Linked DNA regions of Homo sapiens: region 2 is linked to region 1. A link is an interaction called in ENCODE POLR2A ChIA-PET data of the cell type or tissue named here. Cell type or tissue: HepG2. All regions are shown on one strand. Each heading gives the region's core, and the rest is flanking DNA. Links, peaks and the distances in the headings are about the cores only. Region 1 has its middle 13 kb from the start of EIF4B. Region 2 has its middle 22 kb from the start of KRT8.

Region 1 (10,399 bases), core at 1,444-9,443:
ATCTCTACTAAAAATACAAAAATTAGCCTGGTGTGATGGCAGGTGCCTGTAATCCCAGCTACGGATGCTGAGGCATGCAAGTTGCTTGAACCCAGGAGGCAGAGGTTGCAGTGAGCTGAGATCGCGCCACTGCACTCCAGCCTGGGTGACAGAGCAAGACTCCGTCTCAAAAAAAAAAAAAAAGATCTGGTTAGCAAACTTAGTTCCATTTACACCCTTAATTCCCCTTGGCCATGTAACATGACATATTCAAAAGTTCCAGGGATTTAGATTTGGAGATCTTTGGGAGGATATAACCACAAAAGGATATAACAGAATCTAGAGTCTCTACAATGTAACATTCACAATGTCCAGGATATGGGCCAGGTGTGGTGGCTCATGCCTGTAATCCCAGCACTTTGGGAGGCCGAGGTGGGTGGATCATGAGGTCAGGAGTTTGAGACCAGCCTGGCCAACATAGTGAAACCCCGTCTCTACTAAAAATACAAAAAATTAGCTGGGTGTGGTGGCGGGCACCTGTAGTCCCAGCTACTTGGGAGGCTGAGGCAGAAGAATTGCTTGAACCCAGGAGGCAGAGGTTGCAGTAAGTGGAGATTGCACCACTGCACTCCAGCCTGGGCGACAGAGTGAGATTCAGTTAAAAAAAAAAAAAAAAAAAAAAAAAAAAAAAAAAAAGAAAAGAAAAGAAATAATGAATATCAGAGTAGAGATAAATGAAATTGAAATGAAGAAAACAATACAAAAGATCAACAAAACAAAAAGTTTTCCTGAAAAGATGAACGAGATTGAGAAACCTTTAGCCAGACTAAGAAAAAAAAAGTGAAAACCTGAATAAATAAAATCAGAAATGAAAAAGGAGACATTACAACTAGTACTGCAGAAATTCAAATGATCATTAGTGGCTACTGTGAGCAACTATATGTCAATAATTTTGGAAATCTAGAAGAAATGGATAAATTCCTAGGCACAGAAAGTGGATTAGTGGCTGTCTAAGTTTGGGAGCATAGAAGAAGTAGGGGCAGAAGAAGTTGGGAGGATGGAAGAAGGAGTGGTAACTGCTAAAGGGTATCGGTTTTTTTTTCAGGGTAATGAAAATACTCTAAAATTGATTGTAATGATAGCTGCATCACTCTGTGAGCATACTAAAAACAGCTTGTGTATTTTATTTTTATTTTTATTTATTTATTTTTGAGATGAAGTTTCACTCTTGTTGCCCAGGCTGGAGTGCAATGGTGCGATCTTGACTCACTGCAACCTCCACCTTCTGGGTTCAAGCGATTCTTCTGCCTCAGCCTCCTGAGTAGCTGGGATTACAGGCATGGGCTACCACGCCTAGCTAACTTGTATTTTTAGTAGAGACGGGGTTTCACCATGTTGGCCAGGCTGGTCTCGAACTCCTGATCTCAGGTGATCTACCCACCTCAGCCTCCCAAAGTGCTGGGATTACAGGTGTGAGCCACCACACCTGGCCAATTGTATACTTTCAATGGGTGGATTGTTTGGTATGTTAACTGTATCTCAAAGCTGTTTTTAAAAAAACGTAGGCAAAATAAACACATATTCAGATACAAGAAAACTAAGAATTCATTGCCAATAGACTGTATTTAAGCCAGCTGGGCAAGGTGGCTCACGCCTGTAATCCTACCACTTTCGGAGGCTGAGTTGGGCAGACTGTCTGAGCTCAGGAGTTTGAGACCAGCCTGGGCAACAGGCAACCCCGTCCCTACTGAAAATACAAAAAATTAGCTGAGTGTGGTGGTGCACACCTGTAGTCCCAGCTACTCAGGAGGCTGAGGCACGAGAATCCCTTGAACCTGGGAGGCAGAGGTTGCAGTGAGCCAAGATCACGCCACTGCACTCAAGCCTGGGCAACAGAATGAGACTCGTCTCAAAAAAATAAAAGATAAGAAAGAACTGTATTACAGCCAAACTAAAGGAAGTTCTTCAAACTAAGGGGAAATGATACCAGAGGGAAATGCATATATTTAGGAAGGAATAAAGAGTATTTATATAGTAGGTTACCAGGTAAGTGTAAAAGGCATATTTTCGTCTTAATTTCTTTTTCAAAATTATTTTTATTTATGATTTATTTATTAAAAATACTACAGGCCGGGCACGGTGGCTCACGCCTGTAATCTCAACACTTTAGGAGGCCAAGGCGGATGGATCACCCGAGGTCAGGAGTTCAAAACCAGCCTGACCAACATGGAGAAACCCCATCTCTACTAAAAATACAAAGTTAGCCGGGTGTAGTGGCAGACGCCCTTAATCCCATCTACTCAGGAGGCTGAGACAGGAGGATTGCTTTGAACCCAGGAGGCGGAAGTTGCAGTGAGCCAAGATCACGCCATTGCACTCCAGCCTGGGCAACAGGAGTGAAACTCTGTCTCAAAAACAAACAAACAAAAAAAACCAAAAAAACCCCAAAACCCTATAATACGCATATTTGCTTTTCTGTGGGCCTTTTTTTTTTTTTTGTTTTGAGTTGTAAGCTCATTCTGTCATCCAGGCTGGAGTGCAGTGGCACGATCTTGGCTCACCACAACCTCCATTTCCCAGGTTCAAGCGATTCTCCTGCCTCAGCCTCCTGAGTAGCTGGGATTACAGGCACACACACCACGACGCCCAGATTATTTTTAGTAGAGATGGGGTTTCACCGTGTTGGCCAGGCTGGTCACGAACTCCTGACCTCGAGTGATCAAGCCTCGGCTTCCCAAAGTGCTGGGATTACAGGTGTGAGCCATTGCGCTTGGCCCTGTGTTTTTTTAAGAGACAAGGTCTTATTCTGTCACCCAGGCTGGAGTGCAGTGGCCTTAAATCTCTGTGCTCAAGCAATCCTCCTACCTCAGCCCCCCAGGCAGCTGGGACTACAGGTGTGTGCCACCACACTCAGCTTATTTTTATTTTTTATATGTTTTTGGTAGAGACTGGGATTTCACTATGTTGCCCAGGGTGGTCTCGAACTCCTGGCCTCAAGCAGTTCTCTTGTCTCGGCCTCCCAAAGTGTTGGGATTACAGAGGCATAAACCACCATGCCCTGCCCCTCTTAATTTATTTGAAATACACTTGACTGCCAAAAGCAAATATTAGAACATGGTCTTGGGGAATTATAATGTATTTAAATGTAATACATACAACTATAGCTAAAACATAGTGGGAACTGGGCCAGGCGTGGTGGCTCATGCCTATAATCCCAACACTTTGGAAGGCCGAGGCAGGATGATCCCTTGAGCCCAGGTATTGGAGACCAGCCATGGGCAACATGGTGAAATCCTATTTCTACAAAAAAAAAAAAAAAAAAAAAAAAAATAGCTGGGCGTGGTGGTGTGTGCCCATAGTCCCAGCTACTCAGGAAGCTGAGGTGGGTGGGTCACTTGAGCCCGGGAGTTCGAGATTGCACTGAGCTGTGATTGCCACTGCACTCCAACCTGGGTGACAGGAAGACCCTGTCTCAAAAACAAACAAACAAACAAACAAATAAATGAATGAAAAGAAGGCTGGGCGTGGTGGCTCACACCTGTAATCCCAGCACTTTGGGAGGCCAAGGTGGGCGGATCATGAGGTTAGGAGTTCGAGACTAGCCTGACCAACATAGCGAAACCCCGTCTCTGCTGAAAAAATACAAAAATTATCCGGGCATGGTGGCGGGCACCTGTAATCCCAGTTACTCAGGAGGCTGAGGCAGGAGAATTGCTTGAACCCAGCAGGTGGAGGTTGCAGTGAGCCGAGATTCCTCCACTGCACTCCAGCCTGGGTGACAGAGTAAGACTCCATCTCAAAAAAAAAAAAAAAAAAAAGTTAAAAAATAAATAAATTAAAAAGAAGACCGGGTGCAGTGGCTCATGCCTGTAATCCCAGCACTTTGAGAGGCCAAGGTGGGCGGATCATGAGGTTAGGAGTTCAAGCCCATCCTGGCCAATATGGTGAAACCCCGTCTTTACTAAAAAATACAAAAATTAGCCAGGCATGGTGATGCTCGCCTGTAGTCCCAGCTACTCAGGAGGCTGAGGCTGGAGAATCTCTTGAACCCGGGAGGTGGAGGTTGCAGTGAGCCGAGATTGCACCACTGCACACCAGCCTGGGCGACAGAGCAAGACTCCATCTCAAATAAATAAATAAATAAATAAATAAATAAATAAATAAATAAGGCCGGGTGCGGTGGCTCACGCCTGTAATCCCAGCACTTTGGGAGGCTAAGGCGGGCGGATCACGAGGTCAGGAGATCGAGACCATCCTGGCTAACACGGTGAAACCCCGTCTCTACTAAAAATACAAAAAATTGGCTGGGTGTGGTGGTGGGCACCTGTAGTCCCAGCTACTCGGGAGGCTGAGGCAGGAGACTGGTGTGAACCCGGGAGTTGGAGCTTGCAGTGAGCCGAGATCACGCCACTGCACTCCAGCCTGGGCGACAGAGTGAGATTCCGTCTCAAACAAACAAACAAACAAACAAACAAACACTTTTCAGGAAAATCACATAAATTGGTCTTCCTGAACATTTTACATGGGAACTGGTACTATCCAGAGCCTACTGTGCAGGTTTTTGCTCCAGTTCAGTCTTTAGGAGCTATGCAGAGCAAGAGTAAAGAGAAGAAATGCAATATAGGGGGAAGGAAAGTAGGTAGAATTCAGAATAGCCTTTTTGACTCTAAGGAATTTGAAATATGCAAAGGTTGTAACACAAGAACATTTTGAATCTTCATCTGTGGAGAAGCAGCAGGCACCCCCTCAGCAGTGTGACCAGGAGATATGAAAGATATAGCCAGGTCACCTCCCAGGGGTAGGTTCTGTCACTTACAGACAGAACCTTGGCATGAAACACTGGGCTAGTGTAGGGTTCTGTTGTGATGGCTGCTCCCTGGTGGCATTCCACAAGGTTCTCTCCTCAGCACTCCTCTCTTTTTGTACCAAAGGCTGCAAATGCCAGTGTCTCCAGGAGCCAGGTAGATGATGTGAATGATTTAAGCAGCCTGGCAAGCATGTGGCAAACTGCAGAGCACATGTTCCATGTGGCAGAAACATTTACTGCTCACCCAATATCCATGAGCTGCCCCACGTTTCTCAGGCCCCTGATGAGGGTCCTGGGACTAGTTTCAGCAAATGGACGGTTAGTTCAAGTACCATTTCACTTTGTGTTGGAAGCATGTAAGTGCCACAAAGCAGCCCTTCAGCTCCGGCTCCCTGAAGGGATCATCCAGAGCGTAAATTGGAATAGCAGAGTCATGAGATATGTGCAGCCTGGATCCCTGAGTCATTGCAAGGAAGAAAGCTACCCTGGAGAGTTGCCTGATTCACCCTGGACTTTGCTCGAACAAGAAACAAATCTTCATTGTGTTAAGTTGCTGATATTTTGTCATTGTCGCCTAGCCTACTCTATGTACTTTCTTTAAAGGTGACAGTCACAACTCAACCCTGACTCTCATTGTCAACTGAAATAGGGCCCAACGTTACCAGATCTTCCAGTTTTTCAAGATAAACTAGATATATGGATTTTTTTTTGGTGAAATAGTCCAACATTTAAAAGTGGATAGTTAATTCAAAAAATCACAACCCTGTGTAGCCCAAATAAAGCACACCTGGGGCCAATTTAGCCCATGGGCCACCAGTTGCAACTTGTGCCCTGCCCTGTTTTCCTTAGTGACTTATCAATTCCCAAAGCTTCTGTTGTCACTCCTGTTCAGATGGGGGCAAAGACCCTATCTTTGTGTCAAAGCTCCTGGTGAGCTCAGTGAATGCCTTCAACCTTTCAACCATGTATTTCTAGCTTTAGCTTAAATGCTGGAGTGTAGCCCCAGCATGTTCTTTTTTTTTTTTTTTTTTGAGACAGAGTCTCACTCTATCCCTCACGCTGGAGTGCAGTGGCGTGATCTCGGCCCACTGCAACCTCCACCTCCTGGGTTCAAGTGATTCTCAAACCTCAGCTTCCCCCAAGCAGCTGGCATTACATGTGCCCACCACCATGCCCGGCTAATTTTTGTATTTTTAGTAGAGACAGACAGGGTTTTGCCATGTTGACCAGGCTGGTCTCAAACTGCTGACCTCAGGTGATCTGCCCACCTCAGCCTCCCAAAGTGCAGGGATTACAGGCATGAGCCACCGTGCCCAGCCTCAGAATGTTCTTTAAGCTGTCAGTCCTACCTGTCCCCCAACAGCATAAGTACACACTGTTAGGGGCCTAATGGCTCCTTCTTTCCTTTTTCTTTCTTTCTTTCTTTTTTTTTTTTTGAGATGGAGTCTTGCTGTGTCGCCAGGCTAGAGTGCAGTGGCACGATCTCAGCTCACTGCAATCTCTGCCTCCCGGGTTCAAGTGATTCTCCTGCCTCAGCCTCCCAAGTAGCTGGGATTACAGGTGCCTGCCAGTATGCCCAGGTAATTTTTGTATTTTTAGTAGAGATGGAGTTTCACCTTGTCGGCCAGGATGGTCTTGATCTCTTGACCTCGTGATCTGCCTGCCTCGGCCTCCCAAAGTGCTGGGATTACAGGTGTGAGCCACCGCGCCTGGCCTTTTCTTTTCTTTTTTAAGAGCTGGGTCTTGCTATGTTGCCCAGGCTGAGCTCCTGGGCTCAAGCAATCCTCTAGCCTCAGCCTTCCAAGTAGCTAGAACAATAGGCATATGCCACTGTTCTTGGCTCTAATGATTCTTTCTCATGGCTTGACTCTATCTCCTTTTCTTCACACATTTCCTATTCAACATTGACATTTCTTTATTAGCTTCTGACCCAGTAATTTACTTTCCCAGTTATGGCCTTACATTGCCCTTTGGACCTGACAGTCTTGCTCCTCTGATTAAACGTTTTTCCCTCAGTTTTTTACTCTTTGGAGATTTGGAGTCTGCCTTCCACTGCCCTGTGGGTTTGCCCTGAACTAGTCCTGAGTTTTCAGTTCATCTCTTACACATTTCACATTCAACATGTCTCAAGTGGAAAGGTTCATCTTTCTATTCCAGCTTCCCTATTGCTGTTAATGGTACTACTATCTTCCAAGTCATAGTCTCAAACCCTTGGTATCATATTAATCTCTCCATCCAAAACCAAGCCAATTATTCATTGACTCCCTACCATGTGCCCTGTTCTAGGCACTGAATAGACAATGACAAACTAAAAAAAGTCTGTATCCTCACGGAGCTTACATTATATTGGGCATGAACAGACAAACAAATATATAATAGGTTGGCTGGGCACGGTGGCTCATGCCTGTAATCCCAACACTTTGGGAGGCCAAGGCGGGTGGATCACCTGAGGTCAGGAGTTTGAGACCAGCCTGGCCAACGTGGTGAAACCCTGTCTCTACTAAAATACAAAAATTAGCCAGGCGTGGTGGTGGGCGCCTGTTATCCCAGTACTCGGGAGGCTGAGGCAGGAGAATTGCTTGAACCCAGGAGGTACAGGTTGCAGTGAGCCGAGATCATGCCACTGCACTCCAATCTGGGTGACAGAGTGAGACTCCATCTCAAAAAAATAAATAAATAATAATTATATATATATATATGTATAATAGGTCAGATGATGATAAGTGCCATGGAGAAATAGAAAGCCAGAGAGCTAGAGAATACGCCATGGGGGAAGAGTTGTATTTTATATTTAGTTGTCAAGTGCCAGAGGGACTGAAGTAGAGGTGAAGGAAGTAGAAATGTGAGAGCAAGGCCTAGTGATATCTGGGGAAGAGTGTTGCAAAGGCAAAGTGTGTTCTTGGCAGGCGAGGACCCTGAGGTGGTGCTTGGCATGTTTGCGGCCCAAGGAGACTGTTGTGGCTGGAACTTGGTGAGCAAGGGAGAAGGTGGTAGGGGTTCCTATCCTTCCCTTCTCCTCCGTCCCCATGAACTCCGCTCTAACTATGACTTTCCTTTCCCCTCTGTGCTGCTTCAGGAATTGTCCCACTTGAGTTCATCTCCGCCCATCCACCTAGCACATAGTTCCTGGATAAATCTCCCTGAAAGAGCGCTCTTACTGTGTCACCACATCTCTTTCCAAGGCCCTACTCTCCAGCATTGAAAGCTCTGCATGAACTGCCCTCAGCTTGCTTTTCCTACTATATCTGTCACCTCAACTTCTGCCTGGCCCGGAGCGGACGCTGGGCTTTTCCATGTTACTCATCATTCTCTTCATCTGGAATGCCTGCTCCCTCTTAGTCTTGCCAAATCCTTTGCAGGAGAAGCCCCTCCTACTTCAAGACATCTTCCCAAGACATCCTGTTGGCCTGGTCTCCCATTTAGTTGTGTATTTGGCTTATTTTATCCAGGTGGTATTTTATACACAGTTTTTTTCCTCTTCTTCAGGGCCTTGTAACATGTAAACCTCATTTCTGTTTTGGTTTTTTTTTGTTGTTTGTTTTTGTGTGTGTGTGTGTGTGTGTTTTTTTTTTGAGACGGAGTCTCGCTCTGTTGCCCAGGCTGAGGTGAAGTGGTGCGACCTTGGCTCACTGCAACCTCCACCTCCTGGGTTCAAGCAATTCTCCTGCCTCAGCCTCCTGAGTAGCTGAGACTACAGGTGTGTACCACCATGCCTGGCTAATTTTTGTATTTCTAGTAGCAATGGGGTTTCGCCATGTTGGTCAGGCTGGTCACAAACTCCTGACCTCAGGTGATCCACTTACCTCGTCCTCCTAAAGTGCTGGGATTACAGGCATGAGCCACCACGTCCAGCAGTTTTTGTTGTTTTTTAGAGTCAGAGTCTTGCTCTGTTGCCCACACTAGGGTGCAGTGGTGCAATCATGGCTTACTGCAACCTTGAACTCCTGGGCTCAAGCAATCCTCCTGCCTCAGCCTCCTGAGTAGCTGGACTACAGGCATGCACCACCACACCCAGTTAACTTCTAAAATTTTTTGTATAGATGGGTGTCTTGCTATGTTGCCCAGGCTGATCTCAAACTCCTGGCCTCAAGTGATCCTTCTGCCTTGGTCTCTCAGAGTGCTGGGATTACAGGTGTGAGCCACTGCACCCAGCCTAAACCTGTTTTTTTAATGTTCTTCTACTTTTTTTTTTTTTTTTGAGACAGAGTCTTGCTCTGTCACTGGGCTGGAGTGCAGTGGTGTGATCTCAGCTCACTGCAACCTCTGCCTCCCGGGTTCAAGCAATTCTCCTGCCTCAGCCTCCTGAGTAGCTGGAACTACAGGCGTGTGCCACCACGCCCAGCTAATTTTTGTATTCTTAGTGGAGATGGGGTTTCACCATGTTGGCCAGGATGGTCTCGATCTCTTGACTTCGTGATCCGCCTGCCTCGGCCTCCCAGAGTGCTGGGATTACAGGCATGAGCCACCACGCCCGGTCGTTTTGTTTATTTTTCTAATGAAGATTTCTGCTTGGGGAGTTCAGGTGGGGCTTTTTCTTGAGTAAATCCAACCACCTCTACCAAAGACTCTGTAGTTCCCACTTCCTGGGTTGGAGATTGTTAGTCAAAGGAGGAACTGGTGAGGACTTTGGCTAGAAATTTCCCACGTGGTATTTCAAAACCAAACCCAATTCTGGACCCAGACAGGAGAGCAGTTTGGGGTTGCTTATTAGGACAGGCTTGTTTGACACTAGCATACTAAAGTTCTCCTTCTTTTCCTTCTTACTTTCCAGTTCAGACTTTTGAATGATGGGGTATGTTTGAGAAGCAACTAAAAACCCAACCTCTGCCCCTTGGGAGTTTATTACAAATTTATAGTTAGTTGTATTTTCTTGGCAGGTATTGATAAGAAAGTAATTCACCTGATTAATGTTTTTATTGTATATCTGTGGATAAATGAGTAATGAATATATAAATAGTGGAGTATTATCTAATAGACAAATCAAAGGTAAATGTAATAGAGGAAGGAGCTATGGATAAACTCATCACAGAGCTGGGTCAAGTTACACTTTCTCCCACCTTGATCTTGTGTCTGTCTTAGTCAGTTCTGCTGTAACAAATTACTATAGACAGGGTGGCTTAAACAACAAACATTTCTTTTTTGTTTTTGAGACGGAGTCTCACTCTGTCGCCCAGGCTGGAGTGCAGTGGCTGGTGCAATCTCGACTCACTGCAACCTCCACTTCCCAGGTTCAAGCAATTCTCCTGCCTCAGCCCTCCGGAGTAGCTGGGACTACAGGGACCCACCACCACACCTGGCTCATTTTTATATTTTTAGACGGGGTTTCACCAGGTTTGCCAGGCTACTCTCGAACTCCTGACCTCAGGTGATCTCAGGTGATCCACTCACCTCGGCCTCCAAAAGTGCTGGGATTACAGGCGTGAGCCACCGCGCCCGGCCAACAACAAACATCTCTTTCTTTCTTTTTTTTTTTCTGAGACACAGTTTCGCTCTTGTCACCCAGGCTGGAGTGCAATGGCATGATCTCAGCTCACTGCAACCTCCGCTTCCTGGGTTCAAGTAATTCTCCTGCCTCAGTCTCCCAAGTAGCTGGGATTACAGGCATGTACCACC
Region 2 (10,399 bases), core at 1,268-9,267, 66 kb after region 1:
GGTCAGGAGTTTGAGACCAGCCTGGCCAACATGGTGAAACCCCATCTTTACTAAAATTACAAAAATTAGCCAGACATGGTGGCGGGCACCTGTAATCCCAGCTACTCAGGAGGCTGAGGCAGGAGAATTGCTTGAAACTGGAAGGCGGGGTTTACAGTGAGCCAAGATCACATCACTGCAATCCAGCCTGGGCAACAAGAGCGAAACTCCGTCTCAAATATATATATATATATATATGGGGAGCCAATGAGTAGTGGAGAAAGGAAGAGGTGGGAGATAAAGTGGGAAAGGTTAGTGAAGACCAGGTCAAGAAGAGCCTTGTTAGACCTTGAAGAGTTTGCACTGCCTTAGTTTTCAACTTTGTTTTGTACCAGCTATGATTGGGAACATGTCATGAATGCAGGTGCCCAATATCATCCCAGACCTGCAGAATAATACTCTCTGGGATTGGGGCTGGATCTCTACAACAAGTTCCCTAGGAAATTACCAAAAACCAAGGGAAACTATTTTAGAATCTGGGGAGACACTGGCCGGGCATGGTGGCTCACGCCTATAATCCCAGTACTTTGGGAGGCCGAGGCGGGAGGATCACGAGGTCAGGAGATTGAGACCATCCTGGCTAACACAGTGAAACCCTGTCTCTACTAAAAATGCAAAAAATTAGCCAGGCTTGATGGCGGGTGCCTGTAGTCCCAGCTACTCGGGAGACTGAGGCAGGAGAATGGCATGAACCCGGGAGGCGGAGCTTGCAGTGAGCCGAGATCATGCCACTGCACTGCAGCCTGGGCAACAGAGCGACACTCTGTCTCAAAAAAAAAAAAAAGAATCTGGGGGAGACACTGAAGCTAAAAGTGGGGAAGCATCATGATCAAAACTGCAGTTTGACAAGAACATGCTAGCCAGATGTCTTGGAAAGATTTGAAAAGACAAGAGTGGAGATTACTGCAATCATCTAGATAAGTAGTAATAATGACTCAAACTAAGAGAGAATCAGTGGAAATATACGGAAGAAAGTAGATTCAAAGGAAATTTAGGGGCTGGGTACAGAGGTTCATGCCTGTAATGCCAGCACTTTGGGAGGCCAAGGTGGGAGGATTGCTTGAGCCCAGGAGCTCAAGACCAGCCTGGCAACAGAGCAAGACCCTGTCTCTACAAAAAATAAAAATATTAGCCAGGTGTGGTGGTGCATGCCTGTAGTCTCAGCTACTCAGGAGGCTGAGGTGGGAGGATCACTTGAACCCAGGAGGTCTAGGGCACAATGAGCTGTGATTGTGCCACTGCACTTCAGCCTGGGTGACGGAGTAAGACTTTGTCTCAAAAAAAGGAAAAAAAGAACAACAACAAAAAAAGGAAAGTTTGGAAGACAGAATTGGGGGCCGGGCGTGGTGGCTCATGCCTGTAATGCCAGCACTTTGGGAGGCTGAGGCGGGTGGATCGCCTGAGGTCGAGAGTTCGAGACCAGCCTGACCAACATGGAGAAACCCCATCTCTACTAAAAATACAAAATTAGGTGTGATGGCACATGCCTATAATCCCAGCTTCCCAGCTACTCAGGAGGGTGAGGCAGCAGAATCGCTTGAACCTGGGAGGCAGAGGTTGCAGTGAGCCTAGATTGTGCTATTGCACTCCAGCCTGGGCAACAAGAACGAAGCTCTGTCTCAAGAAAAAAAAAAAAAATGATAGAATTGGCAGGACTTGGCTTCTAATTGGATGTAAAGGGAAAGAAGCAGCAATAATAGTAACAATAATAACACTGAACATCTATGATGTATCAGGCACCATTCTATGTGCTTTACATGTATCACATTATTTAACATAGCAATCCTGTGAGAGGTTCTAGTGCCATCCTCAGCACTTTTGCTGACTCCAGGCTTCTTGCTTTGGAGGCAGTGATGTCCACCAGAGAGGAATTATGAGAGGAAGTGAGGCCTGGAGGATGGCATTGGATAATGACTTGAGTTTGGAAGCTGTGAGTTTGAGGCTTAGGTGGGACATCCAGGCAGCAATTAGAAACTTGGGTCTGTAGCTCCGAGGAGAGTCTGGAGATGTTGATCTGGGATTCATCATCCCTGAGAGTGGATGGGAATTGGCCTGAAGAGGTGGAGGCAGGGAGGTGGGAATCCTAACACTCAAGAGCAAGGCTCTTAATCTGGCCTCTGTGGGTGGCTTTCACAAATGCATGTGCCCCTTCAGCTGCATGGGAGATGCTAGCAATCTCTGATTGTGCATTAGAGTCTCAAAGGGGAGCATGAACCACCAAGAAGATTAATGATTACAGGTGTAAGTGGTGAATAGATAAAAAGGATTCAAGGAAGAAGACTGGAAAGGAGTGGCCAGAGAGATAGCAAGAAATGCAGAAGGCAATGTCAGGAAGCCAAAGGAATTGTCTTTTAAGAAAGGCGGTTGGACGAGGTGGCTCACGCCTATAATCCCAGCACTTTGGGAGGCTGAGGTGGGCAGATCACCTGAGGTCAGGAGTTCAAGACCAGCCTGGCCAACATGGTGAAACCCTGTCTCTACTAAAAATACAAAAAAATCAGCTGGGCGTGGTGGTGGGCACCTGTAATCCCAGCTACTCAGGAGGTTGAGGCAAGAGAATGGCTTCAGCCTGGGAGGTGGAGATTGCAGTGAGCTGAGATCGAGATCATACCGCTGCACTCTAGCCTGGGCGAATGAGTGAGAATCTGGAAAAAAAAAAAAAAAAAAGAAAGGAAGGAAGGAAGGAGGAGTGGTCAGTGGTATCCACTATTCCAGGGATGCAGGGAAGAAAAGATTTGAAAAGAGTCCATCAAATTTGGCTAGGAGTTGATCATTAGTTTAGCCATTTCCATGGATGGTGGCTAGGGTTGGGGATGTAGGAGGAGGTGAAAAATTGACAACGAGTATGGTCTCCCCTCTTGGGAAGCTTGGCTGTAGAGGCAAGGAGAGAGGGCTGTAGTGGGTGTGGGACATGGGTCAAGGATGATTCCCTTTCTATTTTTGTTTTTTGAGTTGGAGTTTCACTCTTGTTGCCCAGGCTGGAGTGCAATGGCACGATCTTGTCTCACTGCAACCTCCACCTCCCGGGGTCAAGCGATTCTCTCGCTTCAGCCTCCTAAGTAGCTAGGATTACAGGCACCTGCCACCACGCCCAGCTAATTTTTTGTATTTTTAGTAGAGATGGGGTTTCACTATGTTAGCCAGGCTGGTCTCGAACTCCTGACGTCAGGTGATCCACACACCTCGGACTCCCAAAGTGCTGGGATTACAGGCGTGAGCCACTGTGCCCAGCCCCTTTCTTTCTTTTTTTAAAGGAAGAAGTGACATGAGCATGACTACAAGTAGAGGGGAATAAAATTCAGCCTGGGATGGGGGTGGGAGGAGTATGGCAAGGGAGAGATACTATTTGATGAGACAAGGTTCTGTGTGTGAAGGGAGGGGTGTGTGGATCAGAGCACTGGTGGAGGTCTGGCCCTGGGCAGAGGAAGTGCCATCTCCACCTCCAAGGGGAGGTAAGGGTGGGAATGGACATGCATAATGGTAGGGGCATTGTTAAGGATGGTGGTGGTGCACTGGGGGCTCCTTGGGACACCAAGATTCTTGTGACTAGCAGAAGAGAAGGAGTGATGGTGTCATCTGTGACTCCAGCCACATTGCTTTGGGCTCTCAGAGGAGACACACTCTTCTGCTCTGAAGCCTTTGCTGTCTTTTCCTTAGCCTGAGACATCCTCCTTCAGGAAGCCTTCCCAGACTGACACCTCCAATCTACTCACTTCCCAGCAGCAGACTCAGTTCTCCATGCCTTCTTTTCCCCAGCACAAAGGCCAAGAGCGCTCCCTGTTTTTGTTTTTGTTTTTGAGACAGAGTCTTGCTTTTGTTGCCCAGCCTGGAGTGCAATGGTGCAATCTTGGCTCACTGCAACCTGCGCCTCCCGCCTCTCAAGCGATTCTCCTTGATTACAGGTGCCTGCCACCAAGCCTGGCTAATTTTTGTATTTTTAGTAGAGACAGGGTTTCACCATGTTGGCCAGGCTGATTTCGAACTCCTGACCTCAGGTGATACACCTGTTTTGGCCTCCCAAAGTGCTGGGATTACGGGAGTGAGCCATCGCGCCTGGCTGAGCACTCCCTGTTCTAGAGGCTGTCTGTCTCTGGTTGCAGTTGAGAAGACACATGGAGGGACTGGGAGAGGACAAGAACATGTGTGTCTGTAAAGCAGGTGGCTTCCCCCTCAGGACTGCCCATCCCCAGATTTCAGGCTCGGCTCTGCCCACAAGGGGGTGCTCAGTCAGAGAAGGCCTGGCTGGCATGGTGTGGACAGTGGCCCAGTTGGCAGGCAGGCAGCAGGGCCCTCGCGACTCCACCCCTGGCCAGGACCTTTGCTCCCAGCCCTGATGGCTCTGGCCTTGTTGCCATGGCCACCCCTTAGTTTGGGACAAACAGAGCTCTTCCTCCTCCTGTTCAGCCTCCTAACACCCAAGTGTCTCCCTAGGGACAGGCAGGAATTCCAAGTGTCCAGGCTCCCCACCCTTTCCCCAGGGGAGGCCCAAGGGTGGTGAGTCACTGAATCTGGGCCCCTCTTCACCCTCTCACTGTTCTCTGGCTTGTCCTGCTGCTCCCTTGGGCCCACCTATTTCCTGCTGGAGTTGGGGAGGGGTGGAGAGAAGGACTGGAACTCTCCTGGGTCTATCAAACTGAGTGGTGGTGAAGGTGAAGGGGTCTTCCTGTCCTGAATCTCCTCCCTGGGGTGTGTCCAGGCTGTGGACACCCTTCTGAGGCTTAGCTCCCATCTCTGGTATCCATGAAACAATCACAGCTTCTTTCCTCCCTTGGGGGGAATCCTTGGGGTCCAGGGTAAGGGACAGAAGATAGGAAAAAAGCAATGTGGGAGAGAGGAGATAGGGTCAGAGTAGAGAAGAGGACTCATGGGATAGAATTGAATCATTCATTCATTCATTCATTCATTCATTCATTCATTCAGTGAATCAAACAAGTTCCTGTGCTGGGTGTGGAGGGAAGCAGAAACATGTATAAGACACGCCCCTACTTTTGAGGAAGATGCCTTGGCGCTGATGTGCGGGCCCTGGACTTAGGGTACAGGACTCCGGTTTGAGCTCTGACTACTACTTGCTGGGCACATTACTTCTTAGAGCCTTGGATTCCTCATCTGTAAATAAGGATAAGAAGACTGAACTCCCAAGGTCCTTGTGAGGGTCAAATGAGACAAATATGGAAAATGCCTCATTAATAGTGGATGTTCAGTGCATGCTAAATGACTGTGGATCAGGTTTACAATCAGGGAGGGGAGCTCAGACATGCCCACAGCAAGTGTAACCCAGCCCAGGGGTGTAACAAAGCCCTATTCTTGGGGTCTCTATAGGAGTGGCCACTTCCGGCAGAGGTGACTGGGGCAGGCTTTGTGGGGAGGTGCCTGATGCATGATTTTCATTCAGCAAATGTTTGCGGAATGAATGGGGTGAGCTGGAGCCAGGACCTGCAGGAAGGGTAAGGTTTCAACAGGTGCAGGTGACAAGGAGGTGCTTCAGGAGAGGAGGGCACAGTCCTGGGGGTGGGGTGGGGAGGGCAGCTAGTGCCAGGTGGGGAAGGCTAAGCCTCAGCCACCAGATGAGGAATTTGACCTTTATTCTGAAGGCAACGGGAAGCTCTGGGCTAGGGAGTGACAGGATCAAAGCAGTGTTTGTAGAAGATCAGTCTGGCTGGGCACTGGAGAGGATACCTGAGCGAGCAGGAGAGGTGGTGGGGGGCGGGGGGCAGGGACACACCAGGCAGAGGGACAGTGTGTACATGTCTAGAAGTCTCAGGACAGGCAATTATGTCACCCCCTTCCACTCTGCAGAGGGGGCCTCTCGCACCAGCCTGTCTCCAGGGCAGGTCTCACCAGCCTGCTAGGAGGGAGCTTGAAAGGGAGGTGGGGAATTTCTCAGGGACACAGAGAACATGAGAACACTGCCTCCTTTCTCCTCCTTCCTCCCCTACCTGGGGCCCAGCTCAGAGTAATGGGCCCTGAGGGGGAGAGAAACGCAGCCCTGGAACTGGAACCTGGGTCCCTTTGTTGGTAGGCTCCACCTCCTGTCCTCTAAGATAGAGGGCTGGAAGAGACAAAGAAACTATTAGGCCCCATTAAGAACTGTGCATAAACCCTAGAACTCAGGAACAGAGGGATAATTGAGGTGATAGTATTGCCCAGCCCTGGAGCCCAACTTTCCTTGAAGGGGAAATTTCTGGCCTGGGGCTGGCTGGTAGGAATCTAAAGCCTTAGCCTTTGTGGAGATGAATCATCCTAATCTATCTCTTTGACCCCACCTCCGCCAAAGAGATCCCTTTTGCTCCAATCTCATTCCTGAATGTGCCACACTTCAGGTATCAATGGGGCAAGGCCAGGATGACGGAGGGGGATACCTGCAGGGGAAGAGGTGTTGAGCAGGTTTCTGAAAATGGTGACCATTTCAGACCCTAAATGGCGCCATTCATACCTAAGTGCTGAGTGGTCTCACAGTTTTAGGTATGCTTCGGGGCCCACAGTCTCTCCCAGCCTCCAGCCCTGACTCAGCCTGAGCCCCTGGGAGCCAGAGATAGCTATCCCAGCTATTCAGAGGAAGGAGATAAGGTTTATGGCTCTGGACAGGCTCACCCTGGGGAGACTGTGCATACACACCTCCTCCAGCTGCATTCCTCCCGGTCCTGACCTTGTCTTACTCAGTCTTTTCCTGGAATTACTACAGGAAATAGTGAGCTGTCTGAACGCACCATTTTCAGAAAACTGCCTAGCACCTCCTCCCCTGAAGGTATCCCCTCAATCATCCCGGCCTTGCCCCATTGAGGTCTATACAACATCTTTTTCTTGGCTTCTGGGCAGGCCTGATCCCATCTAGGACCAGTGAGAAGGGGGCCCAGCCCTGTTCCTTTTCCACAGACGCATCCTCCCCATTCCTGGTCACTCATTTCTGCTCCAATGACTCCTTGAATTAGTAAGTCCTTCCTTCAGTCTACCCTTTCACTCCCTTTCGGTGCTTAGTTAAGGAGAGGATGCTCCTCTGTGCGTTGGCTGTTGCCGCAGACCACAGAGTACAGCTGAGGGTCCACTTCACTCCAGGAGCCCTTTAGCTGAGGGGAGGAAGGCAAAAGACAGAAGGAACGGTGAATTCTTAGAGAAGAGTGCATGGTCTTTTCCCATCACAGTAGTGTCCTATACAGTAGTGTCCTATACAAGCAATTATCTTTACAAATTACAATTATCTTTACAATTATCTTTACAAACATTATCATCATATAATTTATTTTATTTTTAAATTTTTATTTATTTTTTTGAGACAGGGTCTGGCTCTGTCGCCCAAGCTGGAATGCAGTGGCCTGTCATAGTTCACTGCAGCCTCAATCTAATTTATTTTACATATGAGAGAACAAAAGCTGAGAGCCCAAATCAAGTATGATTTTTTTTTTTTTTTTTGAGACGGAGTCTCCCTCTGTCGCCCAGGCTGGAGTGCAGTGGCGCAATCTCAGCTCACTGCAAGCTCCGCCTCCCGGGTTCATGCCATTCTCCTGCCTCAGCCTCCCTAGTAGCTGGGACTACAGACGCCCGCCACCATGCCCGCCTAATTTTTTTGTATTTTTAGTAGAGACAGGGTTTCACCGTGTTAGCCAGGATGGTCTCGATTTCCTGACCTTGTGATCTGTCTGCCTCAGCCTCCCAAAGTGCCGGGATTACAGGCATGAGCCACTGCGCCTGGCCTAATGTATGATTTTAAGTATAATGCTTTTGGCCGGGTGTGGTGGGTGGCTCACAACTCGGCTCATGCTGAGGCAGGCGGATCACCTGAGGTCAGGAGTTTGAGGCCAGCCTGGCCAACATGGTAAAACCCCGTCTCTACTGAAAAAATACGAAAATTAGCCAGGCGTGGTGGCGGGCGCCTGTAATCCCAGCTACTCGGGAGGCTGAGGCAGGAGAATCGCTTGAACCCGGGAGGCGGAGGTTGCAGCGAGCAGTGATCATGCCACTGCACTCCAGCCTGGGCGAGAGCGAGGCTCCGTCTCGAAAAAAAAAATATATAATGCTTTTCTCACTACACTGCAAGCACTTTAGGCAATTCAAAGCTCTAAAATCCATATTAATTTAAATGTAATAATACAGGTAATTTTAATAATTTCAAAAATTAATAATTAGTAATAAAAATAATTTAGAGCCGGGCGTGGTGGCTCACGCCTGTAATCCCAGTATTTTGGGAGGCCGAGGCGGGCGGATCACGAGGTCAGGAGATTGAGACCATCCTGGCTAACAAGGTGAAATCCCGTCTCTACTAAAAATACAAAAATTAGCCAGGCGTGGTGGCTGGCGCCTGTAGTCCCAGCTACTCGGGAGGCTGAGGCAGGAGAATGGCGTGAACCCAGGAGGCAGAGCTTGCAGTGAGCTGAGATTAAGCCACTGTACTCCAACCTGGGCAACACAGCGAGACTCCATCTCAAAAACAAAACAAAACAAAACAAAACAATTTAGGAATAAATGGTCCTGCCCCTTCATTATATAGATGAGGCAACTGTAGCTCAGAGAGGAGCAGTAACTTGTCCAATGTCACACAGCAATTTAGAGACCGAGTTGAGACTAGAACACAGGCTATTTGATTTCCAAACTTATGTTTTCCTGCTACTGCACATTCTTCTAGGAATAGTCTAAAACAATTCTCAAAACAAAAATTTAACTTAATTTCATTTAATTTTCATCATAAACCTTAGAACGCTTTGATTTTAATCACACATCCTAGAGCACTTTGGAGGTAGTGGTAGGAATTTGCAGAAGTGCAATGATGTGAGGGAGGGTCAGTTCACAGGACGAGTGGGAGGGCAGAGAGCTGGGAGCCTGGCTACGGAACCCTCACTCAGCTGTCCTGGGCTTCCTGAGCTTCCCCAGATCAGCGGGGAAGCTCCTGGAGGTCTTCTGGAAGGCACCTTCCTTTATCAGAGGTGTTGGCCGATCAGTTCAAGCTCTCATGCTGGCTGCAGAATCTGCCTTCCTGCCTCCTGCATCTCCCAGACTGTCTGCCTAGATCCAGGGGACTGGGAAGCTAAACTTTGGGTTTTGGAGCCAGAAGAGCTGGGTGGAATTCTGATCCTAGCACTTAGATGCTACATGACTTAGGAAGTAGATGGAAAGTTTCTGAACTTTCATCTCCTCATCTGTAAAATGAGGTTATTTGTACTTTCCTTATAGGTTTGTTTATTTATTTATTTTGAGACAGAGTCTTGCTCTGTCGCCAAGGCTGGAGTGCAGTGACACAAATTCAGCTCACTGCAAAGTCTGCCTCCTGGGTTCAAGCGATTCTCCTGCCTCAGCCTCCCGAGTAGCTGGAATTACAGGCATGTGCCACCACGCCTGGCTAATTTTTGTATTTTCAGTAGAGACGGGGTTTCGCCATGTTGGCCAGGCTGGCCTTGAACTTCTGAGCTCAAGTAATCCACCCACCTCAGCCTCCTAAAGTGTTAGGATTACAGGCGTGAGCCACCGTGCCTGGCCTCCTCATAGATTTAATTGTGAGGAATAAATGCAGTTATAAAAACCTATGGTACAGGGAGTGCCTGCCATATGGTACTGTCTTCAGGGAGAGAGGGAGGTATAAGGTGGGGAGGAGAGACATGGCTTTGGAGGCAGACGGGGTCCAGTTCTGGCTCTCCCATTTGCTACATTTTTTTTTTTTTTTTTTTTTTTTTTTTTTTTTTTTTAGAGACAGGGTCTCACTCTGTCACCCAGTGCCATTGTTACTCACAGGTGCAATTATGGTACACTACAGCCTCAAACTCTTGGGCTCCAGTTATCCTCTTGCTTAGCCTCCCAAGTAGCTGGAAATACAGGTGTGCACCACTCTGCCTGGATAATTAGAACAATTTTTTTGTGGGGGAGAGGGGTATAGACAGGGTCTTGCTGTGTTGTCCAGGCTGGTCTTGAATTCCTAGCCTCAAGCCATCCTCCCACTTTGGCCTTCCAAAGTGCTGGGATTACAGGTGTGAGCCACTGTGCCAAGCAGTGCACATTGCTTTTAATCCTGAGGCTCAGTGTTCTCCACTCTAGAATGCAGATAATGCTTATTTTATAGTTTCTGTAAGAATTAAAAGCTTTACCACCTTAAGGAAACTGCTAGGCCATGGGGGAATAGCTGAACCCATGCCCAGCTCTGGGAGATCCGGCCACAGCTGGGGATGCACAATCAGAGGCTCCAGGCTGGAGGGCTGGAGGGAGAAGCCTGGGAGGAATAGTCCATCTGGGAGGGCTTCCTGAAGGAAGTCCTTGGGGGTAGAGCCAGGCTAGAGGGACACAAAGAGAGAGGAAGGAGGGGCCCTGGGCCTGTGCACTGCATAAGTGAAGAGGGAGTTTGTGCAGGAGCTGGCAGTCAAGTAGGATAGGGTCAGGCCAT

Evidence for each region. ChIA-PET counts read pairs that join two places held together with the same protein. Peaks named below come from ENCODE experiments on the same cell type or tissue, not always from the same donor. Only the 100,000 strongest peaks of a DNase experiment are listed, where the experiment ranks them.
Region 2: POLR2A ChIA-PET joins it to region 1 with 10 read pairs; 12 of 35 experiments call an interaction of 5 or more read pairs at or near these places.

What each region holds. Positions count from the first base shown.
Region 1 is chr12:52,988,099-52,998,497 of GRCh38, reverse strand. No RefSeq gene overlaps it. Among named protein-coding and RNA genes, the nearest start is that of EIF4B, 13 kb to the left of the region's middle. In HepG2, for the core only: no CTCF peak of the experiment used is centred there; DNase peaks (open chromatin) are centred at 4,844, 5,287 and 5,687; H3K4me3 peaks cover 312 bases.
Region 2 is chr12:52,921,496-52,931,894 of GRCh38, reverse strand. It overlaps a transcript of KRT8 not described here. Among named protein-coding and RNA genes, the nearest start is that of KRT8, 22 kb to the right of the region's middle. In HepG2, for the core only: a CTCF peak has its summit at 4,255 (motif pointing right); DNase peaks (open chromatin) are centred at 4,374, 5,664 and 6,614; H3K4me3 peaks cover 3,024 bases.